2 separate regions of the Homo sapiens genome follow, and region 2 is linked to region 1. Evidence: chromatin loops called from intact Hi-C (ENCODE). Cell type or tissue: K562. All regions are shown on one strand. Each heading gives the region's core, and the rest is flanking DNA. Links, peaks and the distances in the headings are about the cores only. Region 1 has its middle 24 kb from the start of TOGARAM2. Region 2 has its middle 74 kb from the start of YPEL5.

What was found. Hi-C counts contacts between places; a loop is a spot of excess contacts. Peaks named below come from ENCODE experiments on the same cell type or tissue, not always from the same donor. Only the 100,000 strongest peaks of a DNase experiment are listed, where the experiment ranks them.
Region 2: a loop joins it to region 1, with 4 times the contacts of the local background. A loop is called at or near these places in 32 of 110 quality-filtered maps.

The regions. Positions count from the first base shown.
Region 1 is chr2:28,950,217-28,965,275 of GRCh38, reverse strand. It overlaps a transcript of TOGARAM2 not described here. Among named protein-coding and RNA genes, the nearest start is that of TOGARAM2, 24 kb to the left of the region's middle. In K562, for the core only: CTCF peaks have their summits at 6,474 (motif pointing left), 8,176 (motif pointing left) and 8,762; DNase peaks (open chromatin) are centred at 6,435 and 8,765; H3K4me3 peaks cover 344 bases; H3K27me3 peaks cover 1,784 bases.
Region 2 is chr2:30,065,481-30,080,539 of GRCh38, reverse strand. No RefSeq gene overlaps it. Among named protein-coding and RNA genes, the nearest start is that of YPEL5, 74 kb to the left of the region's middle. In K562, for the core only: a CTCF peak has its summit at 8,087 (motif pointing right); a DNase peak (open chromatin) is centred at 8,089; H3K27me3 peaks cover 1,760 bases.

The DNA.
Region 1 (15,059 bases), core at 2,972-10,971:
TCAAACTGGTAACTAAACTACATGAAAATACTCTAAACATTCCAATTAACAGGAAGAGTTCAATTGGATAAAAAAACAAAACCCCACCAGTCAGAACAGCAAATATTAAAAAGTCAAGAAACAACAGACGCTGGTGAGGTTGTGGAGAAATAGGAAAGCTTTTACACTGTCGGTGGGAATGTAAATTAGTTCAACCATTGTGGAAGAGGGTGTGGGGATTCCTCAAAGATCTAGAACCGGAAATACCATTGGACCCAGCAATCCCATTACTGGGTATATACCCAAAGGAATATAAATCATTCTATTATAAAGATACATACACGCATATGTTCATTGCAGCACTATTCACAATAGCAAAGACATGGAATCAACCCAAATGCCCATCCGTGATAGACTGGATAAAGAAAAGGTGGTACACATACACCATGGAATACTATGCAGCCATAAAAAGGAATGAGATAATGTTCTTTGCAGGGAAATGGATGAAGCCAGAAGCCATTATCCTCAGCAAACCAATGCAGGAACAGAAAACCAACCACCACATGTTCTCACTTATAAGTGGGAGGTGAACAATGAGAACACATGGACACAGGGAAGGGAACAACACATGGAAGGGGCCTGCTGGGGGGTTGGGTGGGGGGAGGGAGAGCTTTAGGAAAAATAGCTAATGCATTCTGGGCTTAATATCTAGGTGATGGGTTGATCTGGGCAGCAAACCACCGTGGCACACGTTTACCTATGTAACAAACCTGCACATCCTCCAGATGTAACCCAGAACTAAAAATTAAAATTAAAAAAAAAAAAAAACAAGACCCAATTAGGTGCTATTTACAAGAAAAACACTTTGAAATTAAAAACACAGATAAAGAGGAAAAAAAAGAGATACATCATACAAATAAGAAGCCACTTGAAAAACCAGAGTGGCTACATTAGACAAAGTAGACATTAGAACAAGAAGCGTTCCCTGGTATAAAGATGGACATTTCATAATGTCAAAAGGGTCAATTCATCAAGAAGATGTAACAGTCTTAAATGTGAATATACCATAACAAAGCATAACATACATGCAGCAAGAACTGGCAGAATTGAAGGAAAAACAGACAAATGTATATTGAGATTTGAATACTTTAATAGGCCTATTTCAGTAATTAATGGGAGAAGTAGATACAAAAAGTAGAAAACCTGCATGACACTATCAAGCAATTTGATTCCATTGATATTTACAGACCATTGCACCCAACAATAGCAGATACACATTCTTCTCTTTTTAGATGGAGTTTTTGCTCTGTCACCCAGGCTGGAGTGCAATGGCGCGATCTTGGCTTACTGCAACCTCCACCTCCTGGGTTCAAGCAATTCTCCTTTCTCAACCTCCAAGCAGCTTGGACTACAGGCGCACACTACCATGCCCAGCTAATTTTTGTATTTTTAGTAGAGACAAGTTTTCACCATGTTGGCCAGGCTGGTCTTGAACTCTTGACCTCAGGTGATCCGCTCACCTCGGCCTCCCAAACTGCTGGGATTACAGGCATGAGCCACCGCATTCGGCCAGGTACACATTCTTTTCAAGTACATAAGAAACCTTCACCAGCTAGGTGCACTGCATGCCTTGGCTGTCATCCCAGCATGTTGGGAAGCCAAGGCGGGAGGACAGGAGGATCACTTGAAGCCAGTAGTTCAAGACCAGCCTGGGCAAATAAGCAAGACCTCATCTCTACAAAAAAACATTAAAAGTTAGCCAGGTGTGGTGGCATATGCCTGTAGTCCTAGCTACTTGGGAAGCTGAGGCAGGAGGATCATTTGAGACTAGAAGTTGGAGGCTGCAGTGAACTCTGACGGCACCACTGCAGTCTAGCCTGGGTTGACAGAGCAAGACCTCATCTCTAAAACGGAAGAAAAACAAAAACATTTGCCAAGATAGATCATACACTGAGTCATAAAACAAATCTCAATAAATATAAAGGATTAAATCCTATAAAATATGTTCTCTTAGAACAAAATTAATCAGAAATATCAAAAAGATCTTTGGAAAATCCTCATATATTTGGAAACTTAAAATCACACTTTTAAATAATCCAGGAGTCAAAGGAGAAAAACAAGAGGAGGAAAAATTAAATAATACTAAGAACTGAATTCTTAAAATGAAAACACCACAGGCTAGGGGCTCATGCCTGTAACTCAGCATTTTCAGAGGCTGAGGTGGGAAGATCACGTGAGCCCAGGAGTTCAAGACTAGCCTGGGCAACATAGGGAGACCCCAACTCTACAAAAAACAAAATTTAAAAATTAGCCAGGTGTGGTGGCTTACACCTGTAGTCTCAGCTACTCAGGAGGCTAAGGTGGGAGGATCACTTGAGCCCAGGAGATCCGGGCTTCAGAGAGCTGTCTGGGCAATGGAGTGAGACCCTGGAGACAGAGAAAAGGAAGGGAGGGAGGATGGGAGGGAGGAAAGGAGGGAAGGAGGGAAGGGGAGGGAAGGGGAGGAAAAGGGAGGGAAGGGGAGGGGAGGGAAGGGGAGGGGAGGGAAGGGAAGGGAAAGGGAGACAGAGAGGCAGAGGGAGAGGGAATCAAAATTTATGGGGTGCAACTAAAGCAGTGTATAGAGGGAAAGTCTACCTTTTAATGCTAAACTGGAAACAATGCAGATCTCCACCAGCAGAAGGGATAAACAACTTGTGGCATATCCATACCAACACATACCACTTGGCAATAAGGACAAACTACAGACACATGCAACATCAATCAATCTCAAAAACATGGAGGATCCGTCATTGGAAAACCAGAATCACGAGTAAATATGTAGGCTGGGCACGGTGGTTCACGCCTATAATCCCAGAACTTTGGGAGCCCAAGGTGGGTGCATTATGAGGTCAGGAGTTTGAGACCAGCCTCGCCAACATGCTGAAACTCCGTCTCTACCAAACATACAAAAATTAGCTGGGCATGGTGGCACATGCCTGTAATCTGAGCTACTTGGGAGGCTGAGGCAGGAGAATTGCTTGAACCCGGGAGATGGAGGTTACAGTGAGCCGAGATCATGACAGTGCACTCCAGCCTGGGTGACAGAGCGAGACTCTGTCTCAAAAAAAAAAAAAAACTATGTATGTATATATAGTGTATATAGCAATATCCGCAAATTCTCCAACTGTGAGACTTACGTGTCCCAAAAAGATGATATAAATCTTTCTCTTCCTTAATGATGATTTTTTTTAATTTCTGGAAGAATAATAGGCCCAACTTCCCTTCTGACTATAGTCATATTAAACAAGCAAATCCCATCAATGATAAATGTCACTACTGTAAAAACTACTTAAGTTGTAAGGAAATATTGTTTCAGAGACTTAAAGTAATTGTAGTTGGAGAAAAAACAAAGAGTATCTTTGTATGATGTTATTTATATGAAGCTGAAGCAAAGACACTTATTCCATAATGATAGAAAGTATATCACTGGTTTCCTCAGACTTGTGGAAAAGAGGGACATTTGGGATTAATTGGGAAGCTGCACAAGGGAATCTTTGGGATAACAGAAATCTTCTGTATCTGGATTGTGTTGTGACTATACAGGTGTAGACATTTGTTGAAACTCATTGACCTTTACACTTAAAATATTGTTATTGATTATAAATTACACCTCATGCCGGGTGCAGTGGCTCATGCCTGTAATCCCAGCACTTTGGGAGGCCAAGGCGGGCAGATCACTTGAGATCAGGAGTTCGAGACCAGCCTGGCCAACATGGTAAAACCCCATCTCTACTAAAATACAAAAATTAGCCGGGCATGGTGGCGGGCGCCTATAATCCCAGGTACTTGGGAGGCTGAGGTGGGAGAATCGCTTGAATCTAGGAGGCGGAGGTTGCTGTGAGCCGAGTTTGCGTTACTACACTCCAGCCTGGGTGGCAGAGTGAGAAAGATTCTGCCTCCAAAAAAATTAAAAATTAAATAATAAATTATACCTCAAAGCTTTTTTTAAACAAAAGCCTTTGTCTACTGCTCTGATGGCTGGGGCCAGTCTCTTGTCACTCTGGAAACTGAGGACACTTGGATTCTACCCAAGCCTCCAAGCAGTGGCATATCAGTCTCGGAGCTTCTAGCTGGTGATGTGCAGAGGGCCTCAGAGGACTCAGGACAGCAGGGTCAATTTTTTTGACCCTAGGCTGCTAACTCACTGACTAGAACTGAATCTGGTTCTCTTCAGTTTTGCACCAACTCTGCCAAGCCACTCTATCTTATACTAAACATCATACTCAAACCAAAAAAAAGAAAAAGAAAGACTTTGTCATTATCTTGCCTCTTGGTGTGTTCCGGTATGAAGTATACAGCATCACCTTTGATGTCTTGTCAAATCGAATCAAGCTTAAGACCTGTGCTGTTTCAGACCATAGCCACTAGCTACATGTGGCTATTTAAACGTAAATTAGTGAGAATGACATAAAATTAACAATTCTGTCACTCAGCCACATGGATACATGTTAGGTGCTCACTGGCCACCTGCGGTGAATGACTTCCATTTTGGACAGCACAGAGAACATTTCTGTCATCACAGAAAGTTGTACTGGGTAGTTCCGAGGTACAACTTCCAGATGATAGAAAATACAGAGGGTACAGGAATGAGTTAAACTCACTTAGGGAAATGATCTAATCCAGCATGTGGCTCATTCTGCAAGACAACTGGCCTGGTCTCCTCGGTGTGTGATTGTTACAGATAAAACTAAGGGGGCAAGAGGGTAAGAGACCGTTTTAGAGCAAAAGTAACTAAAGAAGACTTGACAAACAAACCCAGTGAGTGAGTGTGGATTGGATCCTGATTTGAAAAGAAACTGAATATTAACGTGCTGCTGCTACACTCCAGCCTGGGTGACAGAGTGAGCAAGATTCTGCCTCAAAAAAAATTAAAAATTAAATAATATTAAATAATTAGACAGGAGGATGGTATTAGGGGATTACGGTTTGGAGCTTCAGAGATATAAGAATGGTATTGTAGTTATTGCAGGAGTCATAATCTGTAGGCACGTCACCCTGAAGTAGTTAAGAATAAAGTGTGATGATGCCTTCAGTTTACTTTCTAGTAGATCAGCAAAAATAAATATATGCACACAAATACAGATGAAGAAAAATATAGCCAAATATAGTCATGGACTGCATAATGACATTTTGGTCAATGTTGGACCACATATACAACGGTGGTCCCATAAGATTATAATACAATAGCGTATTACTTGGCTTTTTCTATGTTTAGATACACACATCTCTCTGTGTTCCAACTGCCTACAGTACTCAGTCCAGGAACATGCTGTCCAGGTTTGTAGCCTAGAAACAATGTAGGCTACATAAGATAGCCCACATGTGTAGCGGGCTGTGCCGCCCAGGTTTATGTCAGTGCACTCTTTGATTCTCACAATGACACAATTTCACCTAACAACATCTTTCAGAACATATCCCCGTTGTTAAGGGTCATATGACTATATCAACAGTGTTTTACTTTAAGTGGCGTGTATATACAGATCATCATACTATTCTTTTTTTTCTTTTTTTTGAGCCAGAGTCTCACTCTGTCGCCCAGGCTGGAGTGCAGTGGCACGATCTCAGCTCACTGCAAGCTCCGCCTCCCAGGTTCACTGCCTCAGCCTCCTGAGTAGCTGGGACTACAGGCGCCCGCCACTACGCCCGGCTAATTTTTTGTATTTTTAGTAGAGATGGGGTTTCAGCATGTTAGCCAGGATGGTCATGATTTCCTGACCTTGTGATCCGCCCCCCTCGGCCTTCCAAAGTGCTGGGATTACAGGCATGAGCCACCGCACCCGGCCTATACTATTCTTTTAACTTTTCTGTATATTTGAAATTTTCCTAAGTTGGGAAAAGAAGTGAAAAACCATATTCTTCTCCCTCTTCCCCACTATCATTGACATATGTAAACTCCTGGATTTCATGGACAAAGTCTATGGGGAAATTGATGCAGTTGGTGTATGATGTGGTTAATTTCTTTCTTATTTTGGCTATTACTTCACTATTTAAGGACATGAGGGGGAAACATCAATTCAAGCTTCCTATGCTCAGCAACTGTGTCAGACTAAAGAGCTGCTGCAGCTTCTCTTGACAGCTGGGCACTTTTTCGGGTTAGCATCTGTAGCCCGGTGGGGAGTTTGGTCAGGTCCAGGGAGGGTACAGCCAGGCCAGGGAAACTGGAGGTGCAGCCACCACCTGGAGACTCGATCTCCTCCCATCAGGATTCCCTCCAGGCCCCTCTCATCACGCCTGCTGCTGGGCTACAGTCATTCAGGTTCCGCTTCAGGACTTGGACACCAGAAAAGAGCTGCAAGCACTTTGGAGATTCTCTCAGCCAATCCCAGAGGGCTGGCGCGCAGAAAGCTCACATCCCCACCCTCCACGGGAGTTTAGACAGGAGGCGGCCAGAACCAACTGCTCTCCCAGAAGGCTGGGATAAAAAGAAATTTGCACAAAGCAAGACTGGCACCTAGTGGATGCTTTTTATATTGACGTTTGTATTATACTTCTAACCAGAGAAAGTAACCTGGACAATCCCGACAAGCCTGGTGAAGATGAGAAAAAATACAATTGTAGCAACCTGGTCGTGCTTCCCCTGAATTCACCAAATCCAAGGAACAGCAAAAAGCCAATACACACGTGTGCACTCCAAAATCCAAAAATGGAATGTCAGCCCGCTGTAGTGGCTCACGCCTGTAATCCCAGCATTTGGGGAGGCCAAGGAGGGAGGATTGCTTAAGCCCAGGAGTTCAAAATCTGGGCAACTTAGCAAGACCCCAACTCTACAAAAAATTTAAAAACTAGCCAGGCATGGTGGTGCATGCCCATAGTCCCAGCTACTCGGGAGGCTGAAGCAGGAGGATCACTTGAGCCTGGGAGTCCGAGGCTGCAGTGAGCCATGATCATGCCACTGCACTCCAGCCTGAAAAACAGGGCAAGACCCTGTCCCAAAAGAAAAGGAAAAAAAAAAAAAACAAGGTCTAGTGAGGGAGAAAGGATCATTTGGAGACACCTGAAAAGAATTTGCCATACGCTCTCCACTCATTCAAACTCATTTTGGTTGCTTACCACTAGATAATCTCTTACACCTGATTTCCAACCAATCAAGGACCTCAGTTCTAAAATGCTCAAGTTGCAAATTTCTAGAACGGACCTATTTGTCTTTCACTTTCATCACTCTTGCTTCCTAGAAGGCCCTCCCTCAAATCCTAAAATCATTTAAATCCCTGGCTCTTAATAGATCAATTTCTTTTTTGTCATGACTGTAATGGCTTCACTGGTGAAAGTTAATGACTCATTCTACCTCACATCCTAATTAGTTGCTCAACTGTGTCTCCCTACTCATCCCTATGCCATAGTCCCCCTCCTAGGGACATTCAACACTGTGTCAAATGCAGGGCCCTGAACACCCAGCTGTGAGAGAGTGGCAAAAAAACAAAAACAAAAAAACACCTCTCCTATTGAAGATACCCTCCCCACCCTTGTAGACCCCCTACTCCTTCCCTATCCTATGAAACTGAAGTTCGAAATAAACACACAAAATCATTCATTCATGAGGTAAGAGTGTGGTAAGTATCATGTGAACAAACCTTATCAATGTTGCCCAAACTGGAATGTTCAGATATACACACTCCTAAAGGAGCAATGAGATCATTTCTTCCAGCGTCATGACTCCAGCCAGAGGGAGAAGAGCCACAATTTCCCAATTTTAAAAAATCATCATCATTGTATTACTATCATGTGAGAAAGGTACATTTTAATGTTATAATATTCCGTAATGAAATCAATTCTTGGCCAGGCGCAGTGGCTTATGCCTGTAATTCCAGCACTTTGGGAGGTCGAGGCAGGCGGATCACCTGAGGTCAGGAGTTGGAGACTAGCCTGGCCAACATGGCGAAACCCCGTCTCTACTAAAAATACAAAAATGAGCCAGGCGTGGTGGCGGGCGCCTGTAATCCCGGCTACAGGAGAATTGCTTGAATCCGGGAGAAGAAAGTTGCAGTGAGCCGAAATCACGCCACTACACTCCATACTGGGCAACAAGAGCAAAACTCCATCTCAAACAAACAAACAAAAAGAAATCAATTGTAAATTAACCTATTGGCTTATCACAAGCCCAATCAAAATTCCCATAGGATTTGTTTTTCGTTTTTTGTTTTTTGTTTTTTGAGACAAAGTCTCCCTCTTGTGGCCCAGGCTGGAGTGTAGTGGCGCGATCTCGGCTCACTGCAACCTCCGCCTCCCGGATTCAAGCAATTCTCCTGGGATTACAGATGCCCTCCACCATTCCCGGCCAATTTTTGTACTTTTAGTAGAGACAGGGGTTCGCCATGTTGGCTAGGCTAGTCTCGAACTCCTGACCTCAGGTGATCCGCCCGCCTCGGCCTCCCAAAGTGTTGGGATTACAGGCATGAGCCACCATACCCGGCCAGGATTTATTTTTAACTTGGGTAAAATATTGTGTGGAAGCTCATCTATAAATTGTTACAGCCATACTGAGAGGCAATTTGACGGAATCTATTGAAATTTAAGGTACATGTAGCCTGTGACCAGAATTCCACCTCTCCTTACCCACCTGAGAAAGATGCTGGCACAGGTGCACATAAGGCAGGCACGAGGTCGCCGCAACTTCACTTTACTGAGAAACAGGAAGCACCCCAAGCATCTATCGATCAGGGAATGGCAGCAGTGGTTCTCCGAAGCGCAGCCGTAACACAGCAGCAGCAGCAGCATCACGTGGGACGCATTCTTTGGCCCCCATCTGGCTGAATGAGAAACTCCAGGGTAGGGCAAAGCAGCCTGTGTTTTAACCAGCCCTCCCTCTGATCCTGCTGCAGTTAAAATGAACGTAGTCCTATGTTATTAATTTGGAAAGTCCTCCAAAATATATTGGGTTTAAAAAAAAAAGCAAGCTCAAGTTGCAGAATGCTGCATACAGTATACCATTTATGTGGGGGAAAAGAAATCACTTATTTTCTGAGAGCACATCTGTATGTAGATTCACAGAAATCACAGATTCACAGAAATGATTTGGAGTCCAAAACTCTAAAGTAACAATGGTAGCCTCTGCACGTAATCACTAAGCCAGGTGACGGGCAGTTAGTCTAGCCTTAGGTGTCATGTTTCCATCTTTTTTACAAGAATGTATTTCTATAATACTTGTCTAATTAATATGCATTTTTTAATGAGCTTCCTAGAATAGTCAGTCATAGAGCAGGAAAGAAGAATGGTGGTTACCGGGGGCTGGAGGGAGAGTTTACTGTTTAATGGATACAGAGTTTCAGTGTGGGAGGATGAGAAAGTTCTGGAGATGGATGGTGGTGATACACAGCGTGAATGTGCTCACTGCCACTGAACTGCGTACTTTTTTTAAATGGTTAAAATGGTAGATTTTATATTTTACAACATTAAAAAATAAAAATGTGTGTTTTTTAAATGTTAACAGCTATCTGTCCAGCTCAGTTCCCAATGAACCAGACTTCTAGCATGAAAACTGCCCTCTTCACAAGGCTCCTGGCAGTGTGACCCCAGCCCAGGCAGGGGTGATTGGGCTAGGATGAACACCTGAACCAAAATGCAGCCAATCAGATGTTCCTCCCAGGAAGTGGGAGTACGGACTGGCTCAGGTTCCCAGCAAGAAACAAACACTGTTAAGCAGGGCTAAGAGATTTTTTATAAAGGGACTACAGTACTTAAAACGGTGTGAGTGGAGTTAAGGGAGCCTACGAGGAAGAGTGAGGCATTCTGGGACAGGCGGAAAGCGACCAACAGGAGGAAATTGTCACTAGACTTCCAGCCAGAGTGAAGGGCACAACCAGATGACCAGGGAGGACCCCACCAAACCATAGCCCTGCAGAGTTCAGCAGGGGAATGTAGACTCTGACCGTGTGGCCTCCCACACTCCAATCTCCAGCAAGGGAGTTGAGCTGATGCCATCGGTGGTACTCAGCCTCCAAAGGCATGGAGCAGATGGAGAAAGGTGTGGGGAGAGGGCTGGATCTAAGGGAGCAGAGAATGCCCAGCTCTCCTAAGAATCAGCAAGTGGCTGGATGATAACATCATAACCTCAGGAACAGTCAGGCAGCCAAACAACAGCACGAACTCCAAGGCAGCAGTTAAGAGACCACACAGCACTTTGGGAGGCAGAGGCGGGTGGATCACAAGGTCAAGAGTTCGAGACCAGCCTAGCCAACATAGTGAAACCCCGTCTCTACTAAAAATACAAAAAATTAGCCCGGTGTGGTAGCGGGCGCCTGTAATCCCAGCTACTCGGGAGGCTGAGGCAGGAGAATCGCTTGAACCTGGGAGGTGGAGGTTGCAGTGAGCCGAGATCGTGCCATTGCACTCCAGCCTGGGCAACAGTGCAAGACTCAAAAAAAAAGGGACTACACAAAAGCCCTAATGATTCTGTCTCCTGTAATCCCTCCCTGCAGACAAGCTGTCTCTGTGTACCCTGACAATTCTTTGAAATTGTAATTACACTTGTTTTGCTTCAACTGCCCCAATTTTTGTTTCTTACAACCAAATAATCTTTACTTAGCAAAGTGGGAGAATGAAAAGGCAAAAGATATTTAGGAAAATATTTCAAAGAGGTATAAAGACAACAACAATAAAAATGAATTCTAAAAGCCCCCGAAGTTAAAAATAATGTACTGTCGAGAGACAGCAATGGCATAGAATGGATAGTGCTGAAAGACTAGGATCCTACCGTAATAAAGCAAGCACGAGTGTATAGGATGGAAAGAATAATCCACAGTGTGCAGAAAACGGGCTGTGTGTGTGGGAATCCCAAGTGAGAGCCTCATCTCACAAGACACACCACAAAGAACTCCGTATAGATCAGAGAGGCAGCCTTCAACTGCTTCAGCACAACAACACATTTTAGTTGCGTACCCCCTAAAACAAATTACTTTAAGTATGTGCAATGCACTGGTATGTTCTACTTTAATTACATTTTCTTCTTTAAAAAGTGGTGGCTGCAACCCACTTTAATTATTTCATAATGCACTGAAAAGTCACAATTTACTAAAGTGTAAAAAATATAAACACACACACACAGAGACAACGAGAGAGACGAGAACAAAATGCAAGAAATACCTGCCTAGTTTCAGAAAAGGAACTTTTTTTAAGCTTAAAAATACAGTTTAAAGAAAAATAGTATTGGCCAGTGCAGTGGCTCACACATGTAATCCCAGCACTTTGGGAGGCTGAGGCAGGCAGATCACTTGAGGTCAGGAGTTCGAGACCAGCCTGACCAATATGGTGAAAACCCATCTCTACTAAAAATACAAAAATTAGCCAGGCATGGTGGCACACAACTATAATCCCAGCTACTCGGGAAACTGAGGCAGGAGAATTGCTTGCAATTCGGGAGGCGGAGGCTGCAGTGAGCCGAGATCACGCCACTACACTCCAGCCTGGGTGACAGAGTGAGACTCTGTGTCAAAAAATGAAAAGGCAAACTGTGGAAAATATTTGCGGCACATGTTTGGAAAGGAATGATTCTCTTTTATAAAAAGACTTTTTTTAAGCATGGACAAGGATCTAAACCCACAATAAAGAAATACAAATGGCAATGAGCATTACAAAAGTAGTTAAACTGAGTCATGATGAAATGGAAATAAAAACACTGCTTATGGAGCATAAAATTGATGGAACCTTTCTGGAAATTTTGGTATATTTCTTAAGTCTTAAGGGAGTATGTATGTCATTTTTCTCAGTAAGTAGAAATATCTCATAAGGATACATTTTAAGAAAAATACAAAATGTGTCTGAGAATGTTCCCTCTAGCATTACCTACAACAAATTAAAACATGAGAACAGTGAAAGTACAACATGGGTGGAATAGTGAGAACCACAAACATGATTTCAAAGGATAATTGACAATGATATTGTGTGAAAGATGATAAAATGAATATGTAGATGCCAGTTTCCTAAGAAAAGCATGTGTATTCATGCAGAGAGAAAAATTAAAAGGAGACACACCAAAACACTATAGTTATCTCTGTTATATGATTTTATTTTCCTTCTTTGCCAAATTTCCTCAATGAACATGTCACTGGCTTTCAAAACAATAGATTGTTACAATCTTATTTTAAAAAAACATTGTATTAAGTTCCCTTTTTCACCTTTGGAAAGGGGAACTGTGTCCACCCATAAGGCTGTGTCTGGATTTCTTGATAACGCCAAAGACAAAAAAGAATTTCCGTTAGAACTTATTCCCCCATCATGTAACAATTAACTGTTCTGAAAATAATCCCTTAGCCAGACGCTGCACTCTGATGTTCAACGTGTACCCACAGATGCTGCTCCGTGAGGTTCTTACAGCATCCATGAGACAGGTGGCACTGCTGTTACTCTCCTGTCACACTCCAGAAAAAAGAAGTCGAGTTATAACTGCCACACTGTAGGGTGGACCCAGAACTAGCACTCAGCTTCTGGACCCCAATGCAGTCTCTTCTCACAACAGACTGACTTGCATTCCTGTCTGCCCTCCTTTTATTTCTTGTACCTCATCAAACCACAAAAGTCCCCAAATGAAAGACTGCCAGTTGCACAACAATGTGACTATACTTCATGACAGAACTGTATACTTAAAAATGATTAACATGGTAAATGTTATGTATATTTTGCCACAAAAAAAAAGGGAGAGGCCTTTGTCGAGGTTGAGTCATGAATTAACAAGGTCAAAGTCTGGCTGAATCTATCCAGTTTGTTTTTTAGGTATAACCGTATTCCTAGGGAACCCAGGCTCACCAGCAAGCTATCCCTAAACTATGAGAAAGCACCCTGACCAGCAACCCTAAGTGGGTGCCTGAGGAGACTCAAAACATCCAAATTCCAGCCAGTCAACTGTTTGTTTACAATTCCTGTTGACAAAAGGAGAGTGGTCAGCAGGCAGTAAGACGACCTAGCACAACACACAACAGAGTCAAGAACTCCAACCCCATCAGTACAGACAGGCCAGGCTTCGTCCACACCACCAGCTACGAAGGCCACCCAGTTCATTTCTCTTACCCCAGTTCCACACTCTGGTCCAAACGCAATCTTCCAGTTATGAAACTGGTTTATTATGCAACTCTCCTGAGTACAAAGAAGGGTCACCACCCAACGAGAACATCCTGCTCCACTGAGAGGAATGTTACTTGTCGCAAATAAATACAACATGCAAACACAATTTCTCTTGGAAGGCTGGTTAGCAATTCGACTCTGTGAAATTGCATCAAATCTAGAGACAAGAACAAAGCTTTGGCCCAGCTTTGGAACATCATGACCACACACGACCAACTAAGGGAGCTGCCGAGTCCTCGCTCGACTTCAGTGCTGCTTCTGGTCTCTCTGTTGAACTTTCTGGACAGCTCTAGGTCGGGCAGGAATCTCTAACAAATTAAACTACAACAGGGCCATGGGCAAGCCTGGGGGAAAATGTCTTCATTACCTCGTTTTTATTTCCCTTTAAAGGCCCTAATTTTAGCACCCGAAAGATGTATCTCCTCTCTCTCTGAGCCATTATTACCTAGGATATGCCAGGCCATTTTAAAGTGGTAATTTTCAACCTTTGGATTTTTCATATGACATCCAAGCAAACTTCATTTTGCACTGCTTTCTACACAATGACTTGTAATTGTTCTGGGACAACAGGCGTGTGCCACCATGCCCAGCTATTTATTTTTCTCAGAAATATTTTCATATTAAAAATTACCCACATATATATGAACACAAGTTATACTATGGATGGGTACAGACAACCCAGTGTCCTCACACAGAGTCAGCCAGCACCATGCGAAGACGAAGCACTACCCACCCCATGCTTTGTCCACACCGGGCGTCCTCAGTCTGAATGACGCCTGCTAATCCTGTTACACTGCTACGGCTTCTCATTCTGCCACTGCTTTGTGATCCACCGCACAATTCTGTCAGCATAAGGACAGTGCTGAGGTGCCACAAAAGTCAAAAGCTAACTACATTTGATTAAAAGAAAATCTAATTTTATGCCTGAGTTGTCTTCAAAGACATGATCACAAATGGTCACAGGAGGAGCACTGGAAAAGCCACTGCTGCCTGGATGGGTTCACCAGTTATCTTACCAATTACAACTGAAAGAAACTACAGCTAAAGAATGGCAAGAATTCAAATCTGGCCGGGCGTGGTGGCTTGCGCCTAAGCACCACGCCCAGCCAGCACTTTGGGAGGCCAAGGCAGGAGGATCACTTGAGCCTAGGAGTTTAGGACCAGCAACATGGCAAAACCCAATCTCTATAAAATAAATATCAAAATTATCCAGGCCTGCTGGTGTGCACCTCTAGTTCCAGCTACTCAAGAGGATGAGAGGCAGAAGGATCACTTGAGCCTAGGAAGCATGATCATGCCACTGCACTCCAGTCTGGGTGAGAACAAGACCCTGTCTCCACAAAAAAAAAAAAAAAAAAAGATAATTCAAATTTGAAGAGAATAGAACAAATATCAGTTCCTCCTACCTCATTGTCACTCTTTCTTGGGATCCCTGGGGTCCCCGCTCCTGCCCAGGACCAGGCCTGGGGGCTCTTTCTCTATTCAGACCATGCCCTTGGGAAGCTCACCCAGTCTTAGACAGCTTTAATGTCACAACCATGCCAACACCAAATTACCACCTCCATCCCAACCTCTCCCCAAGTTACGTGGGTATGTACCTGCATGCCTAATAGGTATCTATAACACACCATGTCCAGAACTCAGTTCCTGATCTCTCCTCACAAACCCACTCCACCCACAGCAGCATCCAGGTGCTAGCAAAAAGCACCTGTGAATCATATCTGCTTTCTGGCTTCCTTGCACATCTCATAAGAAATCCCATCAGCTCTATCCCAAATATCAGAAGCCAACCAATTCTTTCCAACTCCAATAATACCACCCTGACCCAAGTTACCATCACCTCTTCCCTAGATTGCTCTAAAAGCACCCTACTGGTTTCTGCCTTACAAGAAACTGTCCTTCAGTGCTTTCTCAACCCAACAGCCAAGGTGATACTGAATTCTTAACACAGAAGGCAGACCATGTCACTCTTCCGCTCAAACTCT
Region 2 (15,059 bases), core at 3,436-11,435, 1.1 Mb before region 1:
GGGATTACAGGCGTGACCCATCACCATGGCTGGCTGAAGAGTTTGATTTTCATTGTATTGAATTAATGGATCGATTTGGGGAGATTGACATATTAGCAATTATGAGTCCTCCAATTCTTTAACTCATTTTTGAAGTATCATTTAAAATAGCACCAATACATGAAATAATTCAATTTAAATCTATCAAAATATGTGCAAGAGTTGTATGCCGTACTCTAGCAGTCCCCAACCTTTTGAGCACCAGGGACTGGTTTTGTGGAAGACAATTTTTCCAGGGACTGGGGCATGGGATTGGGGGTGGGGGTTGGTTTTTTGGGATGAAACTGTTTCACCTCAGATCGTTAGGTATTAGATTCTCATAAGGAGCACACAACCTAGATCCCTTGCATGCACAGTTTCCAACAGGGTTCTCGCTTCTGTGAGAATCTAATGCTGCCGTTGATCTGACAGGAGGCAGAGCTCAGACAGTAATGCTTGCTCGTCTTCTGCTGTGCAGCTCGGTTCCTAGCAGGCCATGGACCAGTACTGGTCTTTAGGGGGTTGGGGACCACCACTGTAGGCTACAAAACTGTGGCAACTTCAAAGAAGATCTAATTGATTGGAGAGGTATGCCAGTTATTTATTTATTTATTTATTTATTATTATTATACTTTAAGTTCTAGGGTACATGTGCACAGCGTGCAGGTTTGTTACATATGTATACATGTGCCATGTTGGTGTGCTGCACCCGTTTACTGGTCATTTACATTAGGTATATCTCCTAATGCTATCCCTCCCCTCTCCTCACCCCACGAGAGGCCCTGGTTCAATTCCCACCTATGAGTGAGAACATGCGGTGTTTAGTTTTCTGTCCTTGTAATAGTTTGCTCAGAATGATGGTTTCCAGCTTCATCCATGTCCCTACAAAGGACATGAACTCATCCTTTTTTAATGGCTACAGAGATATGCCAGTTATTTTAATGGAGATAATTTAATATGAAGAATTGTTAATGAGGCATAAATTTGTTAACTAGGTTTCAGAAAACAACAAACAAACAAACAAACAAAATCCTAAGTGTTAGAAAGGTAGCAAGTGTTAGAAAGGTAGCAAAAGCAGCAAGTGCTCTCCCTAAAGCTGGGAGAGCAAAAGGAAGAGATTGGAATTACTAAAACTTTGCAAGCTTGGAGGAGGGGATGCATGAAGCTGAAATTTAGATTTTGGGGAAGGGGTTACCTCCCATTTGGTGGTGATATCTCTGAGCTCAGAGGTAGGGCCTTTTGGATTTGGAATCCAGACCTCTGAGGAGAGGCTCAGCTGGTGGGTGCTGGTCTCTCTGAGGGTATGCAATGAAGGATTGTTCTGCTAGTGCTGAAAAACTACACACTGAAGGCCGGGCACGGTGGCTCCTCCTTGTAATCCCAGCACTTTGGGAGGCCGAGGCAGGCGGATCACAAGGTCGAGAGTTCAAGACCAGCCTGGTCAATATGGTAAGACCCTGTCTCTACTAAAAATACAAAAATTGGCCAGGTGTGGTGGCATGCGCCTGTAGTCCCAGCTACTCAGGAGGCTGAGGCAGGAGAATTGCTTGAACCTGGGAGGCAGATGTTGCAGTGAGCCGAGATTGCGCCACTGCACTTCAGCCTGGGTAACAGAACGGGACTGTCTCAAAAAAAAAAAAAATGTAAAACTATGCACTGAATTCAGCTGATGCTATGGGAAAGAACTTCTGCCAAGGAGAAGCATTGCTGAGGTGATGTTCACAGGAACAGGAAGCAGACAGGAAGCCAACAGGAGAAAATCTCTCCATCCTTGCTTTCTGCCTTTAGTGCCTCCTATTGGCAGAGCCTAACAAGAAGCCAGCTGCTAGGTCAGAAGTGTGATGTACAGTCTCAGCCACAGCATCTCAAAACACAGAAGACTTAGCCTAACAACTGGAATAATCAGAGAGCAAAGGAAACCAAGTAGTAGGGTATTTATAGTATTAAAATACATGGCTTTACAGCAGTTGAAATGCTGACAATAATATTAAATAAAAACAAGTTTTACATAACAACCCAAATTAGAAATGAGTCAAGGAAGAAGCTATGCATGAGAAAATGAAGGGGGCAATTCAGCAAATTTAGAACTGTGTACACATCACAAAAATGAAGGCATGGCATGAATGCAAGCCTTCCACTGGGTTAATAGCATTTGTAGATGTAAAATGAGACATTGCAGACATTTTCTGGGCAAGCTCTTACCCAAGGTATCAATTCCTTTTTAAGATGTCATTGATCCGCATGTAGAAGGGATCAAAATTCTTGGCTAGTACTCAAAATTTTTTTTCGTACTCTGTTTTGGCAGTAGTTTCCCAAATCTTCTACACAATTTGATTTTATATATTTGGTTCATTTAGAAATTTCTGTATTCCTAATAAGATTTCTTTAGTTGTGATTGCTGGAATCCAATCCTTATCTTCTTCCAAGATGGGCAGACACAATGCGTCTAAAGGATAGCCATTGAGTGAAATAATGGTAGTTAAATTTACATTATTGTGTTGAGAATGGAAAATCATCCCTGGGAAACAATCATGGTTTTTTAAGCAGGTCTCTTTCCGTTTACTTTAAAAAATATTCCTTTTTTATTTTTAATTGATAATCGATAATTGTATACATTTATGGGGTGCATTGTGATGTTTTGATGAATCTGGAGAACATTAGCCTAGGTGAAGTAAGCCAGGCACAGAAAGACCAATATACCACAGAATTTTACTTATATGTGCAATCTGAAAAAGTTGCAGTCATAGAAGTAGAGAGTAGAATGGTGGTTACTGGGGCTGACGGAAGGGGATGGATCAGAAAGGGGAGATGTTGATTACAGGGTACAAAGTGTCAGACAGGAGTAATAAGCTCTAGTGATCTATTGCACAGAATGGTGACTATAATAAATAACTGCATTGCGTATTTCAAAGTTGCTAAAAGAGTAAATTTTAAATATTTTCACCATTAAAAAAGCCTTTCTTTTGTTTTGTTTTTTTGGAGACAGAGTCTTGCTCTGTCGCCCAGGCTGGAGTGCAATGGCGCGATCTCGGCTCACTGCAACCTCCACCTCCCGGGTTCAAGTGATTCTCCTACCTCAGCCTCCCAAGTAGCTGGGTCGCACCCACCACCACGCCTGGCTAATTTTTGTATTTTTAGTAGAGACAGGTTTCACTGTGTTGGCCAGGCTGGTCTTGAACTCCTGACCTCAGGTGATCCACCCGTCCTGGCCTCCCAAAGTGCTGGGATTACAGGCACGAGGCCACTGCACCCAGCCCCAAAAGTCTCTTTTTAATGGAGTTCTTTTCTCTCCTGGAGTGTCACTCTCTCAGTCCAGGAGGCTGATCCTGACATCTGGATTTTATGTAGATATTGTCACAAAACTAAATGAGGGGTCTTTTGCCACATTTTTCTCTTCTTGGATCTGCATGTAGGAGGGATGCCTGATATCCTTCATGTCCCCTTTTCCACGTTTAAATTGTAAGTTTCCCTTTATGTTTCCATTTATGATAGAGTCCCTTGCAGGCAGTTGGAACCCTCTTGGCATGGGTGGTGCTGGGAGAGCCAGGGTAGGCATTGGTGTGGGGAAAACTGTGCTTCTCTTTGCCTTGGGTGTCTTCTGGAGCCCTTGCCTGGTTTTTGATTCAACAAGAGACATTGTGCTTGAAGAATTGGAAAGATAATTTGGGGCACTGGATGATACCTTCCTCCAAACACCATCCACTTTTGCCTCAGCCACTTGGCTGTGCTAGCAAAGATTTAATCCATTTTGAGATGCAGTTGGTTTGACACTGGTTTTGATCTCTCTCTGTAAGGGCTGTCCCTGTCACTCCCTGCTAGCTCCTACTGGAAGACCTGGGGATACCTAACAGGGTCCTGTGCTCCAGTTTGTCTCTCTCTAGCCCTTAATACTACCAAAAGCTTTCTTAGCCTCTCAGCATCTTTGTTGCCATTTTCTTCCGAACTTCCCATATTCTCAGCTGGCCGCTTTTAGCAACACCTTGGGAGGAAAAAGCATTTAAGAGTTTCGCTCACATCTCTATACTTCCCTTCTCTTTGAGGTCCAGGTTCAATGTTGCACTGTTTTGGTAGCTTTCTGATGTTCGAAAACATCTTTTAAAACAAGAAATATGTTCTCCTTTTTTTAAAAAGAGATGTTCTTAATCGAAACTTGGTCTTGTGCAGGCCATAGTTTGAAGCAGAACCTATGCAGCTTTTGAAAACAATGATTATGTTTTTATTTCTAGAATTTCTTTTCAGATCATTTCAAAATATTCTTAATCCCTTTTTATAGGTTGGAACATAATTTCCATTTCCTATTTCATTAAATGTGTGCACATGGTTTATCAAGATAAAATTATTATAACCTAAAATGCACAAATCTTAATGGCACAGTGTGATGAATTTTGACAATCATATACACCTATGAAACCACTATCTAGTCAATGTATAGAATAGTGCTGTAATCCCAACAACTTCCCCATATATCTTTTCAATTAATTTTCCTCATCTCCCTTAAATGTTCTGGTTTTTGTTACCCATAGATTAATTTTGTCAGTTTTTGTTTGTTTGTTTGTTTGTTTGTTTGTTTTGAGATGGAGTCTCGTTTTGTTGCCCAGGCTGGAGTGCAGTGGCGCGATCTCGGCTCACTACAACCTCCACCTCCCGGGTTCAAGTGATTCTCCTGCCTCAGCCTCCTGCATAGCTGGGATTACAGGAGCACGCCACCACACCTGGCTAATTTTTGTATTTTTAGTAGAGATGGGGTTTCTCCATGTTGTCCAGGCTGGTCTTGAACTCCTGACGTCAAGTAATCCCCCACCTCAGCCTCCCAAAGTGCTGGGATTACAGGCATGAGCCACCATGCCTGGCCTGTTTTGTTTGCTTTTGAACTTTATATAAATAGAATCATACGGTATGTGTGTGGCTTTTGTATCTACCGTCTTCTGCTCAACATAGCGTTTTTGAGATCCGTCCACATTGTAGTTATTCCTATAATTTATTTCCTATCACTGAGTAGTATTTCACTGAATGAGTATGCCACACTTTGTTTATCCATTCTCCTATGGATGAACATTTGGGCTATTTCTAGGTTTTCGCCATTATAAATAAAGTTGCTATAGACATTATTGGACAGGTCTTTTTGTGGACATATGGCCTCTTCTATTTTTACTTAGTTATCTTCTGTATCTGATCATTTTAATACCTGAGTCATTTGGGATGTTACTCTTTGCTTTCTTGTTCATCTTTTCGTGGTGTTTGTTTCCTCGTGGTTTTGGCAGTTTTTGATTTGATGATATTTTGCTGACTGGGAATCCTGAGAATTCGCAGCAATTTCACATTTGCATCTTCCAGGTACCCAGGGTGATTCTGAGTGAGAAGCACTTGAGATTAATTTTTCTTTGGGGTTCCTTATGTAGAAGCAGTATATTTTCAAACCCCTTCTATGGGAAGGAAGGCTTGTGCTTATAAATTTCCAGGAAGCTTTTTTTTTTTTTTTGAGAGAGGGTCTCACTCTGATGCCCAGGCTGGAGTGCAGTGGTGCAAACACAGCTTACTGAAGCTTTGTCCTCCTGGGCTCAAGCATTCCTCCCATTTTTGTAGAGATGGGTGTCTCACCATGTTGCCCAGGCTGGCCTCGAACTCCTGGGCTCGAGCAATCTGCCCTCCTCTGCCTCCCAAACTACTGGGATTACAGGTGTGAGCACCACGCCTGGCTTTATTTATTTATTAATTTTTTTAACCACAACCTGTAGCCTGAGACAGACAAGTTTCCCAGTCAGCCTCTACATTGACACTTCCTCACAGTCACCACTCTTCAGGGCGTAACTCCTCAGAGATCGTGGATTCAGGTAGAGGTCTCACGTCCCATCCTCCACCTTGGGTCTCTCAGTGCCTTGGATCTTTCATGAGACTGTTAACGTCGGGCTTCCAGGCTCTGGGCAGAAGACCCTAGATGTTAAAGTAGGGTAACCTGAGGTTCTCTCATTGGTCTCCTTTTAGGTCCTTCTTCATTTTCATGTCACCAGATTATCCCCTCCCTCTGAACCGAGGTGCCTGTGTTTTAGAAATGCCAGGGAAATGCTTACTGGGGCTGGCAAACAGGAGCATTTGTGGGCTCTGGAGCACCCAGTGCTGGCTGCCTGGCACTGCCAGTCCACTAAGTGGCCTTGAGCAAGTGGCCTGGCCTCCAGGAGCCCCAATTTCCTCACCTGTAAAGTACAGATAATCCTTCCCCACTCCCCGTGGGATTGTGATGAGCACCAAATATGTCTGTGCACGGAGCTTAGCACACGGTAGGCACACATCGGAGGGCTAGTATGAGCTATCAGCCCTCCTCCGCAGCTTGTGGTCAGGTCTGGCAAGCTGTTGATCTTAGCATATGTTAGCAAACTGGTGCCAACAAACATTTTATGCAATGTAGTTTAAAAGAAAACTTGTAATGACTACCAGAAGAAAAAGTAAGTCAACAGGACAAGTCAGTCCAAGACTGAGACACCCGCAGGGAGGGCTGTCTGTCTCTCGGTTTCCCTCTTCACTTTCAGAACTTGTGGATTTCTCTTACTTTCTTCTGAGCCAAGCTATGCATTAAAAAAAAAAAGGTTGTCTATCTTGTACTTTTAGATATTTATAGCACAAGTTCCTCTCCCTCACCACCCACCCTGGCAATATCTGGCCACCTTTTTGCCAGAAGTACAGTCCTCAAAATACTTTTCCCCAAGCTCTGCTCTGTCTTCTGCAGAGGGTATATCTCTGCTTCAGGCTTTCCACTTTCCGCATTCCTATTTTTGGAGTGAGCAGCAAGTCTGCTTACTCAGCATAAAATCCTGTATCGTCACAGGTTTTTTGGATAGTGTTTTAGCATTTACTTCTTTCCCCCTGTCTTTGATCAGAAGTGGCAGAGCTCTTTGCTGGTTTGCTACCTGGTGTCACCAACATCTAGTTTTTTGTCAAGTTTTCTCCTTCGGCCTACTTCCCACCTCCCCTGCCTCAGTGGGCGTGAGTGAGTTCTGAGATGCTTCTCCTTCACTGCCAAGCTCACGGTTGCCGGTTGGCCTGTGTGCTGACTTCTGCAGAAATATGCACCACCCAAGGGCTAGAGAGGGACTTGGCTAATCCCTGCCTGCTCTGTCGACTTGGCCCAAATGGCAGTTACTCCCCATCAACTGGGCTTCAGGGTTTTGGTTGTTTCGTAGTTTCCCTGAAGGTGGATTTTCTTCTCTGTTTTCCATTATTTTTGGAAAGGAGATTTGTGTAGAAAGGCTTTTGCACTGCCATCTTAGCAGAGGTGGTCTGTTCCAGGTGTGAGTACTCCCTGAGCTGCCGTGGCCAGCCTGGAGGCTGGGTCTTATTTTATATTTGGGGCTCCCGATCTGGGACTCTAGATACCCACCCCCATATCTAAGACATCCTGAGACCTGGATTTGTTAATAAATATCTTAAGGCCAGGTGCAGTCGTGCCTATAATCCCAGCACTTTGGGAGGCCAAGACAGGAGGATCCCTTGAGTCCAGGGCTTCAAGACCAGCCTGGGCCCATCTCTACAAAAAGACTAAAATAATTAGTTGGGCATGGTGGCATACGCTTGTAGTCCCAGCTACTTGGGAGGCTGAGGCTGGAGGATTGATTGAGCCCAGGAGACGGCAGCTGCAGTGGACTGTGATTGCACCACTGCACTCTAGCCTGGGCAACAGAGTGAGACCCTGTCTCAAAAATAAAATAATGAAAAAGAGACATACGTTAACCTCTCTGTATCTTAGTCTTCTTTTCATAAAATGGGACTTTGAGGACTTGTGCTACTGGCCATATGAGGTTGTCTTGAGCATCAACTGAGGTAATAAATATGAAAGTACTTTAGAGACAGTCAACCTCTCTCTTTTTTCAGGTCTCATCATGGGAAGAGCGAGCCAGTTCTGTTTCACAGGGTTTGGCTATTTCTCCCATGGTCACCTTACTCCATTCTGCAGCCTAGCTTGCCCTCCTGACCTGGGAAGCCCAAACGCTGCCCTGGCTGTGTGATACCAAGGAGTCCATCCCTCTTCAGTGCCCTGAATACAAAACGGTTGTGGAGAGCCTGGAGTGATCTCAATCACCACTGGGTGTCGCTCTTGGACTCAAAATTGTGTGGTACCTCCAGCTCTGTAGATTTCCTTTCCTCAGCCTTGCTTCTCGGCAGTGAGCGTGGACAGTCTCAATTTCCAGTATGTGTCCCCTGCCTTCTTTTTTTGTTTTTGTTTTTTTGAGAAAGAGTCTCGCGGTGTAACCCAGGTTGAAGTGCAGTGGTGCGATCTTGGCTCACTGCAACCTCCACCTCGCGGGTTCAAGTGATTCTCCTACCTCAGCCTCCCTAGTAGCTGGGATTACAGGTGCCTGCCGCCATGCCCGGCTAATTTTTGTATTTTTAGTACAGATGGGGTTTTACCATGTTAGCCAGCTGGTCTCGAACTCTGACCTCAGGTGATCCGCCCGGCTCAGCCTCCCAAAGTGCTGGGATTACAGGCATGAGCCACCGCACCTGGCCTCCCTACATTCTTAAAATTCTTGGCAGCAACACTTGGAGTCATCAGACAGCATTCATTCAGGCCTTTGCTTTCAGGTGGAAGGTGCTTGTGCCATCCTAATTTATTTTAATTTTTGCCTAACCAACATATGACCAGAAAGGTATGTATCTATGGCCAAAATGTTCATAAGATGAATTTCAGGACTAAAAGTCAGCAAATTTTTAGAATCAGCACATTTGGGACTGGTTATGTCAAGTCCCCTTCCACCACTCTCCCCAAGATTTTGCTGCTAAAAAAATGTTTTAAAAGTGTTGCCTCGGGGTGACCTAGTTATTCTAACAGCAGCACGAGGAAGAGGGAAATTTCTGACTTTACTCCACCAAAGTCCTCCAGCTCCACAAAGCCAATGGCTGCTGCAGTTTAGCTTTTATCTTTCTGGAGCTCTCTAGGGGCATCAACTGTTGATTACTCTCCTGTTTTAAAAATTCTCCCTGAACTTTTGTTCACTATTTTCTCCTGATATATTTGCTAGTTCTCTGGTTCCCCCATATTCTTTCCCCTTAAATGTCATCATTTCCTATGCTGCTGTCCTTGGTCTCTGTTCTTCAACTCTGCACAATCTACTCACCCATTGGTTCCAAATCCACATCTTATATTCAGGCCTTTGTGCATTGCCATCTCTACTTGGGTGTCCTGAAGGACATTGTTTTAGAAAGCAGCTTTATTGAGGTATTTATATACAATAAAATTCATTCATTTTAGGTGTATAGTTTCACAAATTTTGGTGACTGTATAATATATAGTCACGTAACTGCCACCTCAATCAAGATATTGGTCTCAGAAAAATGCACTGTCTCTCACTCTGTAAAATTTCTTTTTCACATCTTGGCCTTGGCTTTCAGTGTTCTCGCACCTCAAAAAGCTTCCTCCTACTCCTTTGCAGTTGGTCCCCTCCCCCACCCCTAACCTAGTCCCTGACATGCACTGACGTCTGCTTTCTGTCGCTATGATGTTTTGCCTTTTCTAGAACTTTAGAAAAATGGAATCCCGTGGTGTATGGTCTTTGTGTTTGACTGCTTTCACTTGACCTAATCCCCACTACCGATGTGTGCAAAAACAATCTCATTTTTCATGCCAGGCTCTGCATGTGATGGCCCCTCCATTCACCCCGACATCAAAGCCAGAAAGCTAAGGTTCACCCTCCCAAGGCCCCTTCCTCTCACTGCCCCCCTCCAATTACACCCCATGCCATGAGTAATTAGTCAGGAAGTCCTAGCGCGTCTCTCTGTTCTGTATTTTTTTTTATTTTTTTGAGACGGAGTCTTGCTCTGTCACCCAGGTTGGAGAAGAAGTGGTGCGATCTCGGGTCATTGACACCTCTGCCTCCCAGGTTCAAGAGATTGTCTTGCCTCGGCCCCCTGAGCAGCTGGGATTACAGGCATGCACCACCACATCCGGCTAATTTTTGTATTTTTAGTAGAGATGGGGTTTCGCCATGTTGGCCAGGCTGATCTCAAACTCCTGGCCTCAAGTGATTCACCCGCCTTGGCCTCCCAAAGCGCTGGGATTACAGGCATGAGCCACTGCGCCCGGCCTATTCTATATTTTTCAGTCCACCTTTCTCTTTATTCTCAAGGTTGCTGACTTAAGTGAGATTCTCTTCATTTCTTGCCTCTCCTAACTGGTCTTCATGCCTCTAGTCAGGACTTTTTCAATCTGCCCTTCTGAAAACTGCCATTGTGACCTTCTAAAACACAAATCTGCCTGTAATCCCAGTCCTTTTGGAGGCCAAGGCAGGAAGGATGGCTTGAGGCTAGGAGTTTGAGGCCAGCCTGGGCAACAAAGCAAGACCCTGTCTCTACAAAACATTTTAAAAATTAGCCAGGTATAGTGGCTCACAAACTGTAGTCACAGCTACTTGGGAGGCAGAATCAGGAGAATCGTTTGAGCCCAGGACTTTGAGGCTGCAGTGAGCTATGATTGTGCCACTGCGCTCCAGCCTGGGCAACAGAGAATGACCCTGTCTCTAAAAACAAAGCTAATATCAAACAAACAAAACCCACAAATCTGCTCTTTACCACTCCCCTACTTCAGTGGTTCCCCATGGCTTCTCTGCTTAGCAAATGACACCCTTCATAATTTGATTTATTTCTGCCTAAATCTCTATATCTTATTTTCCAGAACTCTCTCAAATGCAGCCTATACTCAGCCATTACTTGTGCATCTTTTTCCAAGGGCCATGCTCACTCATGCTTCTGTGTGCATGCTGTTCCCTCAGCCTGGGAAACCCCTTTCCTCCTCCTTCCTCTAGCCAACTCCTACCTACTCCTTAAGAGTCAACCCACCTGACTCCTCCTGTGCAATACCTTCCCTCGCCAGTGCCCCAGACTGGGTTAGGTGCTCCTCCAAGGTGTTCCCTCCATCATAGCGTTGATCATCAGTCATTATCAATCTACTTACTTGTCGAGTTAGTCATCTGTCCCTCCCACTAGACTATAAGTTCTTTGAGGAGTTTGTGTCTTGCTCAACTTTGTTTCCTTGTTCCTAGCACAGGGTCAGGCACATTGGAGGCATCCAATGAATGCCCTCGGAATGACTGAGGGAGGATGGAGGGAGAGATCTGAAGCTTCTTGAGGAGGCAGGGGCGAGAGTCAGGAAGACCTGGTATGGAAAATAAATGCCCCATTCTATGGCCTCAATCATAGATACATCTACTACTGTGAAAGAGGAGAAGAGTTAGGTGGGAGTCCTGGCAGAGAATCCATGAAGGAGAATGAAGTGTGGGAAGGCAAGTTCAAACGCCTGGTGCCCTGGCTTTGGCAGTGAAAGTGTCTGATGAGGGAAGGAGGATAGTGTGAGGGAAAACCAAGAGGGAATGAGATCTTAAATGATGCCACACAACAAAATGAGAGAAGCACATATTCTTAGATTTTTTTTTTTTTTTGAGACAGGGTCTTGCTCTGTCATCTAGGCTTGAGCGCAGTGGCATGATCACAGCTCACTGCAGCCTCTACCTTTCAGGCTTAAGCAACCCTCCTACCTCAGTCCTTCTGGTAGCTGGGAGTATAGGCGTATGCCACCATGTCCAGCTAATTTTTAAATTTTTTGTAGAGACAGGGTCTCAGTTTGTTGCCTGGGTTGGTCTTGAACTCTTGGGCTCAAGGAATCCTCCTACCTTGGCCTCCCAAAGTGCTAGCATTACAGGTGTGAGCCACTGTACCTGGCCTCATTCCTAGATTTTTGTGTGAAACAAAGACTCCTGAGTCCCAGACAGTGTTGTTTTCACACCACACACTAGATGGGTCCCAATTGTTGTTTCTTACCATGAACAGGGTCCTGTAGTTTTCACAGCACTTTCCCAAGCACTGTCTTATGGTTTCTGCACATCAACCCAGGAAAGCAGACAAAGATGAGATGATGAATCCTGCCTAACCAATGAGGAATCAGAGGCTAAGAGATTCTAGCGCCTTACTCATGCCACAGGGCTGGACCTCTTCCTATGACAGCTTCTGTCTCTAAGGTGAGACCTTGGGCTGAGTTGCCAACGTCAGTTGTGTTTAAAAATGACATACCTGAGAAGGCTGTTGACTATTTGCTGACTCTACAATGAGACAATAGAGACCTGACAAAGGATGTCCAGAGGTGGAAAAAGCTACTGTAGGTTGGAGAGCAATCTCTGAGTGAATGAAATGTTGGAACCATTTAATGTTAGGTGAACAGGAGAACTGTGAATTCCCTAAAGTCTAATGTCTTCCAATTGCACAGCTGGGGCAGCTGGCCAAGGAGACTTTGGACTAGCTGGAGCTTTATGGGATGAAACATTTCCTGTGGTGGTACCTTTTCCTTTTTTTAATGAAACAGAAAAGAAATGATTCTCAGAGGAGAAAAGAGATTGTCATAAAAGGAGACATTTTTCTTTTCACTCTTTAGTAGATGTTGTTGTGTTAAATGCTGTTGAATCTTAATACCATACTATCAATCTTACCACAATATAAAATACGGAAATTTTTGTTTTGAATGGAAGATCAGCATTTTTCTTAGTCTATATAATCTAGAGGTTAAGAATACAGGTTAGTAAATCCTGGCTGCACCACTTACTAGCTGTAGGACCTTTTTTTTATTTTATAGAATTGCTTATGCATTCTATACCTTAGGTCTGCTTCTACCACATAGGCTTATTTAAGTATTAACTAATATAATCAACAGAAAGAATTTAACATATTGTTGATAATATTATAATAATGTAGTTTATGTTTGCATGTAGCTTGTTTTAACTTTTTTTTTTTTGAGACAGAATCTCACTCTACTGCCCAGCCTGGAGTGCGGTGGTATGATCTTGGCTCACTGTAGCCTTCACTTCCTGGGCTCAAGTAATCCTTCTGCCTCAGCTTCCCAAGTAGCTGGGACTATAGGTATGCACCACCACACCTGGCTAATTTTTTAATTTTTATTTTTGTAGAGATGAGGTATTTTTTACTATGTTGCCCAGGCTGGTCTCGAACTCCTGGCCTCAAGGGATCTTTCTGCCTTGGCCTCCCAAAGTGCTGGGATTATGGGCATGAGCCACCGTGCCTGGACCCATTTCATTCTTATAATAACCATATGAAATAGGCAGGGCAGGTATTATTATTGCATTTCAAAATTTTTTTAATTTTTATTTTTTGTGGGTACATGGTAGGTGTATATATTTATGTGGTACATGAGATATTTTGATACAGGCATGCAATGCATAATAATCACGTCAGGGTAAATAGGGCATCCATCAAGTTAAGTATTTATCCTTTGTGTTAAAAACAATTCATTTATACTCTTAGTTATTTTGAAATGTATAATTAAATTATTATTGACTATAGTCACCCTGGTTGTGCTATCAAATAGTAGTTCTTATTCATTCTTTCTATGTGTTTTTATACCCATTAACCATCCCACTTCCCCCACTAACCCTCAGTACACTCAGCCTCTGATAACCATCCTTTTACTCCCTATCTCCATGAGTTCAGTCATTGTAATTCCTTTTTCAAAGAATAGGATCTCGCTATGTTGCCCAGGCAGGTCTCAAACTCCTGAGCTCAAGCTGTCCTCCTGCCTCTGCCTCCCTAAGTGCTGAGATTATAGGCATGAGCCACTGTGTCTGGCAGAACTCCTTTTATATTCTGATTCTTAATCCTTGTCAAATGGGTAGTTTGCCAATATTTTCTCTTATTCTTTAGGTTGTCTCTTTACTTTGTTCTTTCCTTTGGAGTGCAGAAGCTTTTTAACTTGATGTGATCCCATTTGTCCATTTCTGCTTTGGTTGCCTATTCTTATGGGGTATTACTCAAGAAATCTTGGCCCACTCCAATGTCCTGGAGCATCTCCTCAATGTTGTCTTTCAGTAGTCTCATAGTTTGAGGTCTTAGATTTAAGTATTTAATCTATTTTGATTTGGATTTTGTATATGGCAAGAGATAGAGGTCTGGTTTCCTTCTGCTGCTATGGATATCTAGTTTTCCCAGCACCATTTATTGAAGAGACTGTCTTTTTCTCAATATATGTTATTGGCACCTTTTTTGAAAATGAGTTCACCGTAGATGCATGGATTTGTTTCTGGGTTCTCTATTCTGTTCCATTGGTCTATGTGTCTGCTTTTATGCCAATACCATGCTGTTTTGATTACTATAGCTCTGTAGTATAATTTGAAGTCAGATAATGTGATTTCTTGAGTAATACCCCATGAGCAGTTTTGTTCCAGTTTTGTTCTTTTCGTTCAGAATAACTTTGGCTATTCTGGGTGTTTTGTGGTTCAGTATAAATTTTAGAAGTGTTTTTTCTATTTCTGTGAAGAATGTCATTGGTATTAGAATGGTGCAAAAGTAATTGCAGTTTTTGTCTTTGAAAGTAATGGCAAAAACCACAATTACTTTTGTACCAAACTTAATATTTTGACAGGGGTTGTATTGAATCTGTAGATTGCTTTGGGCAGTATGGACATTTTAACTATATTTATTCTTCCAATCCATGAACATGGAATATCTTTCCATTCTTCTGTGTCTTCTTCAAGTTTTTCCATCGGTGTTTCATAGTGTTCACCATAGAGATCTTTCACTTGTTTGGTTAAGTTAATTCCTAGATCTTTTATTTTATTTGCAGTTGTTGTAAATGGGGTTACTTTCTTGATTTCTTTTTCAGATTGTTCACTGTTGGCATATAGAAATGCTGCTGATATTTGTATGTTGATTTTGTATCCTGGAACTTTACTGAATTTGTTAATCAGTTCAATACTATTTTTGTTGGAGTCTTTAGGTTTTTTCAAATATACGCTCATACCATCTGCAAACAAACTTAAGTTGACTTCTTGCTTTCCAAGTTGGTTGCTCTTTATTTCTTTCTTTTGTGTGACTGCTCTAGCTAGGACTTCTAGTACTATGTTGAATAACAGTGGTAAAAGTGGGCATCCTTGTCATGTTCCAGATCTTAGAGGAAAGGCTTTCAGTTTTTCCCCATTCAGGATAATACTCGGCGTGGGTCTATCATATATGAATTTTATTATGTTGAGGCATGTTTATCATGAAGGTATCTTGAA